Regions from separate parts of the Homo sapiens genome. Here region 2 is linked to region 1. A link is an interaction called in ENCODE POLR2A ChIA-PET data of the cell type or tissue named here. Cell type or tissue: A673. All regions are shown on one strand.

Evidence for each region. ChIA-PET counts read pairs that join two places held together with the same protein. Peaks named below come from ENCODE experiments on the same cell type or tissue, not always from the same donor. Only the 100,000 strongest peaks of a DNase experiment are listed, where the experiment ranks them.
Region 2: POLR2A ChIA-PET joins it to region 1 with 6 read pairs; 2 of 35 experiments call an interaction of 5 or more read pairs at or near these places.

The regions. Positions count from the first base shown.
Region 1 is chr19:50,313,593-50,317,592 of GRCh38, forward strand. KCNC3 (potassium voltage-gated channel subfamily C member 3) reads right to left here. Exons shown (of 5, transcript NM_004977.3): 5 at 1-2,499. Among named protein-coding and RNA genes, the nearest start is that of KCNC3, 14 kb to the right of the region's middle. RefSeq lists an enhancer at 1-41 and a silencer at 2,687-2,867. In A673, a CTCF peak has its summit at 2,307; a DNase peak (open chromatin) is centred at 2,389; H3K4me3 peaks cover 1,084 bases; H3K27ac peaks cover 861 bases; H3K27me3 peaks cover 1,008 bases.
Region 2 is chr19:50,834,608-50,838,607 of GRCh38, forward strand. The region is part of intron 2 of LOC105372441 (a long non-coding RNA gene); the gene reads left to right. Among named protein-coding and RNA genes, the nearest start is that of KLK15, 3.0 kb to the left of the region's middle. RefSeq lists silencers at 1,357-1,616, 3,812-3,941 and an enhancer at 1,777-1,826. In A673, a CTCF peak has its summit at 3,900; DNase peaks (open chromatin) are centred at 1,524 and 3,854; H3K4me3 peaks cover 1,097 bases; H3K27ac peaks cover 479 bases; H3K27me3 peaks cover 343 bases.

The sequences.
Region 1 (4,000 bases):
GGGAGGGTCTGGTTCCCTGGAATTGCAGACAGGTTGCGCCTATCTTGGAAGTTCTAGCATCAAGGGAACCTGGGCTGGACAAGTCTGTTAGGGCTTTGGGGATATGGGTGCGGAACAGGCCTGAGGCTTTGGGGGTGTCCAAGAAATGTCAGTTGTGGGAAGGATTTGGAGCATCCCAAAGGCTGAATTTGAGCTGAAAAGAGCTGGGTCAAGTCTTGGAGGTTTGAGAAGTGCTGGGACGCAGTTCAGGGAATTTGGTGGGGGTGTTTGGGGTGGCAGGAGTGGGGAGGGAGGGTGGTTCAGGGAGCCTCTGTGTGCAGAGGTTAAGTCGCAGGAGTGTGTGGGGATTGGGAGATGTGGCGTGCCAGGGTCAGTCTCAGAATTCTGGGTGCAGGTCTCATGTCCTGGGAATGGAGGGAGATAGTCGGGGAATTTCGTGTGCTAGGGCCAGATCATCCCAGGAATTCTGGGATAGGAGGTCTGAGTCCATGCAGCAAGAATAGAGGCGAGCAGGTCCCTGGGGGAAGGGGCGGATGAGAGGGTGAAATTCACCAGAGGAATTCTCCTAAAGGCTGAGGGAGCAGGTCCAAAGCCCGCCCCGCCCTCCCACCACCTGAGCTCAACTCGGCCCCGCCCTCCCGCCACCTGAGCTCAACTCCGATCTGGGGCTTGGGTAACTGTTCCTCCTTCCCCTACACTGTTTCTAGTTTCTGGTTTGTTTTCTCCTAATCAACGCACAGGGTTGGTTGTCCTCCTGGGGTGAAGGATGGGAAGGCTGGAGACCTTAAAGGCCAGCCCGACCCCCGGGAGGTGCCACCCCCTTCCCAGAGTGCCTGCCCCTCAAACCCGCGCATGCGGCCCCTGGCGGCTTATTGCTGAGGTGGACTTGGAGTGGGGGCTCCAGGTTAGGGAAGGCATGCAGTGTGTGGGGGGAGGTGCCCCAAGATGTAACTGGCATAATTTGGACTTATTTACACAAGTTGATGGCAGGGGGATGTCCTATGGCTCGTGGAGACCTGAGAAGGCTTTTTTTGGGGAGGGAAGAGTTGGGGGGACGGGCTGTGGCCCCTCTCTCCATCCTGGGGGCCCAGGTTGGGGGTGAGGGGCCCGGGGGTGTCTGCTGGCATCGTCATCTCGGTTGCATATTATTAATGACTTTTTGATTTTTTTTAAAAAAACCCTTTTCCCCACCCCCCACCCCCAGCTCCTTTGACCTTCTTCCCGGTCACCCCCGAGTCCCCCCACAGGGGGGAGGGGAGCGCTAAAGGATGGAGGGCAGGGTCGGGGGAGCGCGGCGGGCGGCCCGGGGAGAGCCAGGGGGGGTGGCAAGGGGCGCGAGGCGCAGGGACACCCCGCTCAGGCCCGCGATGCTGCTGAGGCTGCGGGATTTCTCGTAACCTGGGGGGTGGGGAGGTGTGCAGACACAGGGGGGAAGCACGAAGATGGGGTGCAGGGAAGGGTCAGACAGAGAGACCCAAGGCAGGGAGAAAGAGACAGAGAGAGAAAGAAATGGAAGGGGAGGACAACAGATACCCAGAGAGACAGAGAAGGCAAGACAGACAGAGTCAGGCAGACAGAGACACAAAAGGACGGATGACAAGAGACAGATGGACAGAGATGGACCAAGGAGATGGAGAGAGAAAGTGAACAAATCGGGGAGTCAGTCAACATCGATGAGAAAGGGGGAGACATCGGGGAGGGGGGAGAGACTCCGGATTAGGAGGCAGGTTGGTGCCCACCGAGCCTCCCCCGCCCCATTCCCACCACAGTCCACCGCCCTTCCCCCCCTCCACTGGTCCCCTCACCTGAGGCAAAAGGTGGGGGGCAGCAAGGCGGGATGGTGGGCGGCAGGGGCGTGGGGAGGGGCTGGGTGGAATGCATGTGGGAGCAGCCAGCGGAGAGGGCAGGGAACGGTGCGGCCGCCGTAGCGGGGCTGGGGGCTGACCTAGTTGTAGGGAAAGAGAGCAGGCAGGGGGTGGGGTCTGCAAGGGGGCTGAGTGGAGCGAAGCTGGCAGTGCCCTTGGGGAATCCGATGAGAACTCCAGGAGCAGTGGGGGGGGGTGGGGGGGGAGGGAGGCTCCTCCAGAAGATTCTAAGGACGGGGTCGGGGGTGGGGGGCGGTGAGGCGGAGGGCTGGGGAGAGGGACATCTTTAAAGGGTCCAAGAAGGCTCTGAGCTTCTGACGGGTGCGGGAAGGCTCTCACAGGCATCTCACAGCTAATGGGACTCAAGATCCAGCAACAGTGTGTGTGGTTTCTGCAAAGCCTGGGGCTGCCTGCAGGGTTCTGCACCCCCGCAGGGAGCTCTGTGGCTTTTCCAGGCAACGCTAAGGGAGCTGTCTGGACAAAAGGTGTCTTGATCGTAGGAGGGAGGGCTTGGGGGGAGATTTGAAGCCCAGTGTCTTGGGGACACCCCCTCCCAGCCATTCCCAATTGCTAACCTGGGGGGAAGGGGCGGGGGGGACCGAAAGTCTCGCGAGGTCTCAGGCGGTGACAAGAGCTGGGGACAGAAATACACAGAGTCACGGGGGTGGGGAGAGGATGGTCAGGGGAAACCCCCCAACACAGCCTCACTGTTGGGGGGATGGAGAAACGCCGCCGGGATCATTTCCTCCTCTCTGGTGTTTTCCGCGGGAGGGGAGCAGTGAAATGGGGGGCGGCTGAGACATCAAATATGGAAGGAGCTTCCGGGCTGGCTGGGGAGGGGGAGGGGAGGAGGAAGGATGGGAGGAGGGAGAGTTCTGGGGAGGAGTGGGAGCCAGTGATCAGGTGAGGGCAGATGTAGGAGGGAGGAGCAGGGGTGGAGGACAAGCCTGGAGGAAAGGAGGGTCTTGGGAGGACCATAGGGGACAATTAGGGAGGGAAGAAGCCTGGCGCAGTGGCTCAGACCTGTAATCCCAACACTTTGGGAGGCCAAGGCAAGCAGATCACTTGAGTCCAGGAGTTCGAGACCAGCCTGGCCAACAAAACCCCATCTCTACTAAAAATCCAAAAATTAGCCGGGTGTGGTGGCAGGCACCTGTAATTCCAGCTACTCTGGAGGCTGACGCAGGAGAGTCACTTGAACCTGGGAGGCAGAGGCTGCAGTGAACCAAGATTGCGCCACTGCACTCCAGCCTGGGCGACAGAGCGAGACCCCATTTCAAAAACAAAAACGAAAGGGTTGGGAAGGGAAGGTTGTGGTAGGAGAGACTCTTGGGGGAAGGAGCATGGGGGGCAATAGGCCAAAGGGGTCTTGTGGGAGGGAGGGTTGTGGGGCTGAAGGACAGCAAGGAAAAGGCTTGGGGAGGGCTGGAGGGGGAAGGATCCAGGGCACCAGGGATAGAAGCTTCAGCCAACCCCATCAGCTCCAGCCATGATTTGAGTTCAATGAATGGATTTTGGCATCATAGGCAAGAGAAGCAGGGACCTCCCCCACCCAGCCACCCCCACCCCAATCCTCCCTCACCCATAGGCCCACACCCTCTCCCCCTCAATCCCATAGGGGCCCCTCTAGACCTGGGGGTGGGGAACAGAGGAAGGTAAAGGACTGGGAGTGGGTGCAAGCAGGGGGAGGAGTTAGATAGGAGCAGGGAGGGGAGTGGGGGGGTAATGAGCTGGAAATGGACAATGACGGGGAGGTTACAAAAAGGAGAGGTGGGGGGGATGGAACAAGAGGAGCCAGACAGTCCCCCCTCTGGACTAGGAGCCCGGAAGCCTGGGGTCTCGGCCCTTGTGCTCTGTGGCCTGGGGTGGTGGGTTGGTCATGGCCTTCCCTGAATGTCTGTGAAACACAGGGGTTTAGGTGAGGCCATTCCTGGAAGCCCCCCAGGTTCCCCTATGGCATCTCCTTAGGCTGTGGACAGGGATCCTTTAGGATGTGTCTCTGCATTTCTAAAGAAGATTCCACAGACGGCTGTTGAATGAATGCATGATGGATCACATACCTTCAGGTGGCTTCCCTTCACGTTTAAGATAAAGTCCCGCCTCCTCACCATGGCCGAAAATCCGTCCTGATCTTT
Region 2 (4,000 bases), 520 kb after region 1:
CTCTGAGCTTTCAGGAGTAGACTTTGGAACATACAGTCTGGAGTTTCAAATCTGTTTTTGCATTGAAAACCTGGACTGTGGCTGGGCCCAGTGACTCATGCCTTTGGGAGGCTGAGGTAGGAGGATTGCTGGAACTGAAGGGTTTGAGACCAGCCTGGGCAACACAGCAATACCTCATCTCTATGAAAAATCTAAATAAATAAATAAATAAGTAAATAAATTTTTAAAAGGCTGAATTGAGAGACAGGGACCTGGCTTTCACGATTCTGAGATTGCTAGAATCTTGACTCTAGAGTCTGAATTTAGAGTCTGGGAACCCAGGGTCTCTATTCTGGTCCTGTAGTCTTATTTCTGGGTTCTAGAGCTTGAAATCTGGATTCTGCATCCCAGAGGCTGGAGATGATCACTGAGATGACCCAAGGCTTTGGGTATTTGAGGCTGGCTTCCAATGTCTCAGAACCCCAGAGGGCCCCAAGCAATTATCTAGAGTCTATTTTGGCTTAATTAATGAGGAGGTCCCAAGACAGGAGGGACTGACCTCACTCAGGTCACCCAGTGAAGGATGGGACCTGTTGTAAGCGTGGTCTCTCCCCATGTGTGGAAAGTCATCATCTTTATGGGAAGGATTCAGCCATTCTAGAACTACAGGCCCCTGGAATTTCTAGAATATCAGACTTTCAGATTCTAAAAGCACAGGCCCTAAGACATTCTGGCAGTGGAGGACACTCTGGAAGGTAAGATTTTAGAATAGCCTAGAACCACAGAGCTCCAAACACTCTAGAACCTTCGAACATCGGGCACTCTGGAGTCCCCAGAAACCTCATGCATTCTAGAACGTCGGGTCTCCAGACATTCTACAAGCCCAGACCGGCAGACATAATAGATCCCCAGGTTGGAAGCTATTCTAGAACTCCTATGTCCCTTTGCCTCCCTCCCCACAAATTGATGCTCAAAGTCTGCGGGCCTCACCCTGGGCCACCGCTTCAGCTGAGCAGCCCTGTTTATGGAATGCGGCTGCAGGCCACTCCTCCGTGCCAAGTGCTCTCTTTGTAGGATCTCACTCCGGCTCCCGGCAGCCCTGTGAGGTGTTTATATTAATAACCTTATGGCTTCCTGCTGAATACGGAGGAAACTGAGGCCCAGACAGGAGGCAGCACAAGCAAGGTTCCTGCAGAAGCGAGAGGCCACGCGGGAGAGGAATCAGTGTTCCGACTCCGGAACGCCCGGTGGGCCCTTTCGCCGCCACCCCTGCAGCCGCCTCCCTCTGTTGGGGCGCGGTGGTGACGAGGGAAAGGAGCCGAGCCCCTGGGACTTCCTCGGTGCCAGGTCTGTGCTGAGCGCTTCCCGTCACGATCGCACGTGCTCCTCCTCCTAACCAGCCTAGGCAGGTACTGATGAAGCACCCCTGATACAGACGGGGACACTGAGGGCGCTCCCGCCGCGCCGAACCCAGGCGCGCACCCGGTCTGCGCTCGGCTCCCTGGAGGGCGCGCAGCCAGCGGCTCCCGCAGCCCCGCCCCCACGCGGTGACGTCGGCGCCCCGTCCCCGCCCACTGTGTCTGGCTCAGGCTCGCGCGATCGATGTCCTCCTGGACGTGTCCGCGGACGTCCTTCACCTCCACCGCGGCCTGGGTCCCGCCCACCGCGGCCTGAGTCTCACTTTTGCCCGGCTCCTCCTCCTGAGAACGTTCCCTGGGAGTTTTTCATCAACTCCCGTGGTTCATCCACCAACCACGCAGGTCTCCTCCATCTGACCCTGAACTCCGGCTTGGGCAGCCACCTGCTCCTGGGCGCCCCCTGCACCACTGTCCCTAGGCCCCTCTCACTTACCGAGTCCCAACTCATTGCTCTATTTCCCCAAACCCTCCTTCCCTGTTCTTCCACGTTCTTCATCTCAGGGGCAGCGTCACCGACCACCCAGTTATTCGGCCAGACGCCCTTGGCACTGACCTTGCCCCATCTCTCCCCTTATCCCCTACAGCCCATCGGTCCCCAGCCTTGTCCCTTCGGCCCCTGCCTCTCTCTGCCCCGTCCCCTCCTCTCTGTCCCCTTGGCCTGGCTCCAGCTCAGACGTCCTCCTCTCTCTCTGGACCCTCGCTCCTCCTGTCCGGGAGGACAGCCTCCTGTCGGTCACCACGTGGCCCTAGAGGGTCTCTCTGCACTTGGAGATCACCCCGCCCCTCCCCTGCTCACAGCCTTCCCTTGCAGCTCCCCATCACCCCTGGGCAAGGTCCCGGCTTCTCGGTCTGCAGTTTTAAGCCCTTTGAGATTCCCCAGCAGGAAAAAGCCTCCCCTCAAACCCCCTTCTCAGGGGGCCTGCAGACTGCCCACCTCCGGAGCGGGACTGGACTCGTGGTGCCCGAAGGGCCTCCCCATGAGGTGCTGGCCCTCTTCTAACTTAGTCTCACCACGGCCTCCGTTCCTTCTGGAACCAGACAAGCTGCTGTTTCAGGGCGCTGGGTCTGGATCCAGACAGCATGGGTGCAGATCTCTGTTCCACTACTTACTATTTTGGGAGACCCTGGTAAGAGTTTTTTCTTCTCTGTGTCTCAGTTTCTTATCCTTAAAATCAGAGGATCCCCTCGTAGAGTTTTTCGAGGAGTAACGACTTAGTTTGTGTTAGGAGCTCAGAGCATATAGTAAATTATGACGATTCATTCATTTAACACATGAGCAGACGGGAGTGCGGGGGTCACTGGTGAAGGTCACCCAGGCTGCAGAAGTGGAATCAAGAGAATGGTTCTCGGGGTCCTGGTGCCCCTTGTGAGAAGCATCAGCTCTCTGGGTGTCAGGTGCTCATCTGCGAAGGGGTCTTCCGTTGCGGTGGGGTGGAAATGGGAGGGACCTCACAGGGGTTGGATGAGGTCATACCCATGGAGCAGGTGTGCGAATCATAAAATCAGGCTGAGGCTTGCAAGACCGGTTAACACGGCACGTGATTCAGATGTAGCCGCTGGAGCCAGGTGGCCCGGGTTTGAGTTCTGCCTCTGTCCCATAATACTGTGCACCCTCAGGCAAGTCACTTAGCCTCTCTGTGCCTCAGCTGCCTCAACTATAAAGTGGGGGTAATAATTGCTCCTCCCTCTTCTGTGGGAGTGTTTTGAGGTGTTCATTCTTGAAATCTGTGCCCGGCACTGAGTGAGTGCTGGGCCATTATCAGTCTGTCCTATTACCCTTGGGAACTGAAAGCTGGGGAGGGATGGTTATGTGGGGTCTTTCTCAGATGACACAGTTGGGTAGCAGCAGATTTGGCACTGGAAGAAGCCACTGTGCTTTTTGTTTTGTTTTGTTTTCTGTTTTTTGTTTTTTTTTTTTTTTGAGACGGAGTCTCGCTCTTGTTGTCCAGGCTGGAGTGCAATGGCATGATCTTGGCTCACTGCAACCTCCGCCTCCTGGGTTCAAGCGATTCTCCTGCCTCAGCCTCCTGAGTAGCTGGGATTACAGGCACCCACCAGCACAGCCGGCTAATTTTTGTATTTTTAGTAGAGTTGGGGTTTCACAGTGTTGGCCAGGCTGGTCTTGAACTCCTGACCTCAAGTGATCCACCTGCCTTGGCCTCCCAAAGTGTTAGGATTACAGGCGTGAGCCACCGCGCCCAGCCAGAAGCCACTGTTTTGATCTCCCAGATGTGGTATCTTTTTCTGAATCCCTGTGACCCCTTTATCAAGACCCCTGTTTTACAGATGGGGGAACTGAGGCCCAGGGAGAGGAAATGGAGGTGTGAGACCCTGGTATGAGAGTGTGACGTCAAGCAAAGAGAATGTCACACGCAGACGAGTTCTTCTCTGAGACTTTATTTCCTGGGCTGTGCTGGGGGAAGCTGGAGGGGAGGAGGCAGAAAAACCCACATCTTCTCTTCTTTTGTCCTGGGAGGGCCTTACCGATAGGTGGCATCAATTGTGCGTTTGTTCATAGCAGTTTTACTCCTGGGTCTGAGGGAGGAGGGGCTGGGGGCCTGGACTCCTGGGTCTGAGGAGGGAGAGGCTGGTGCCTGGACTCC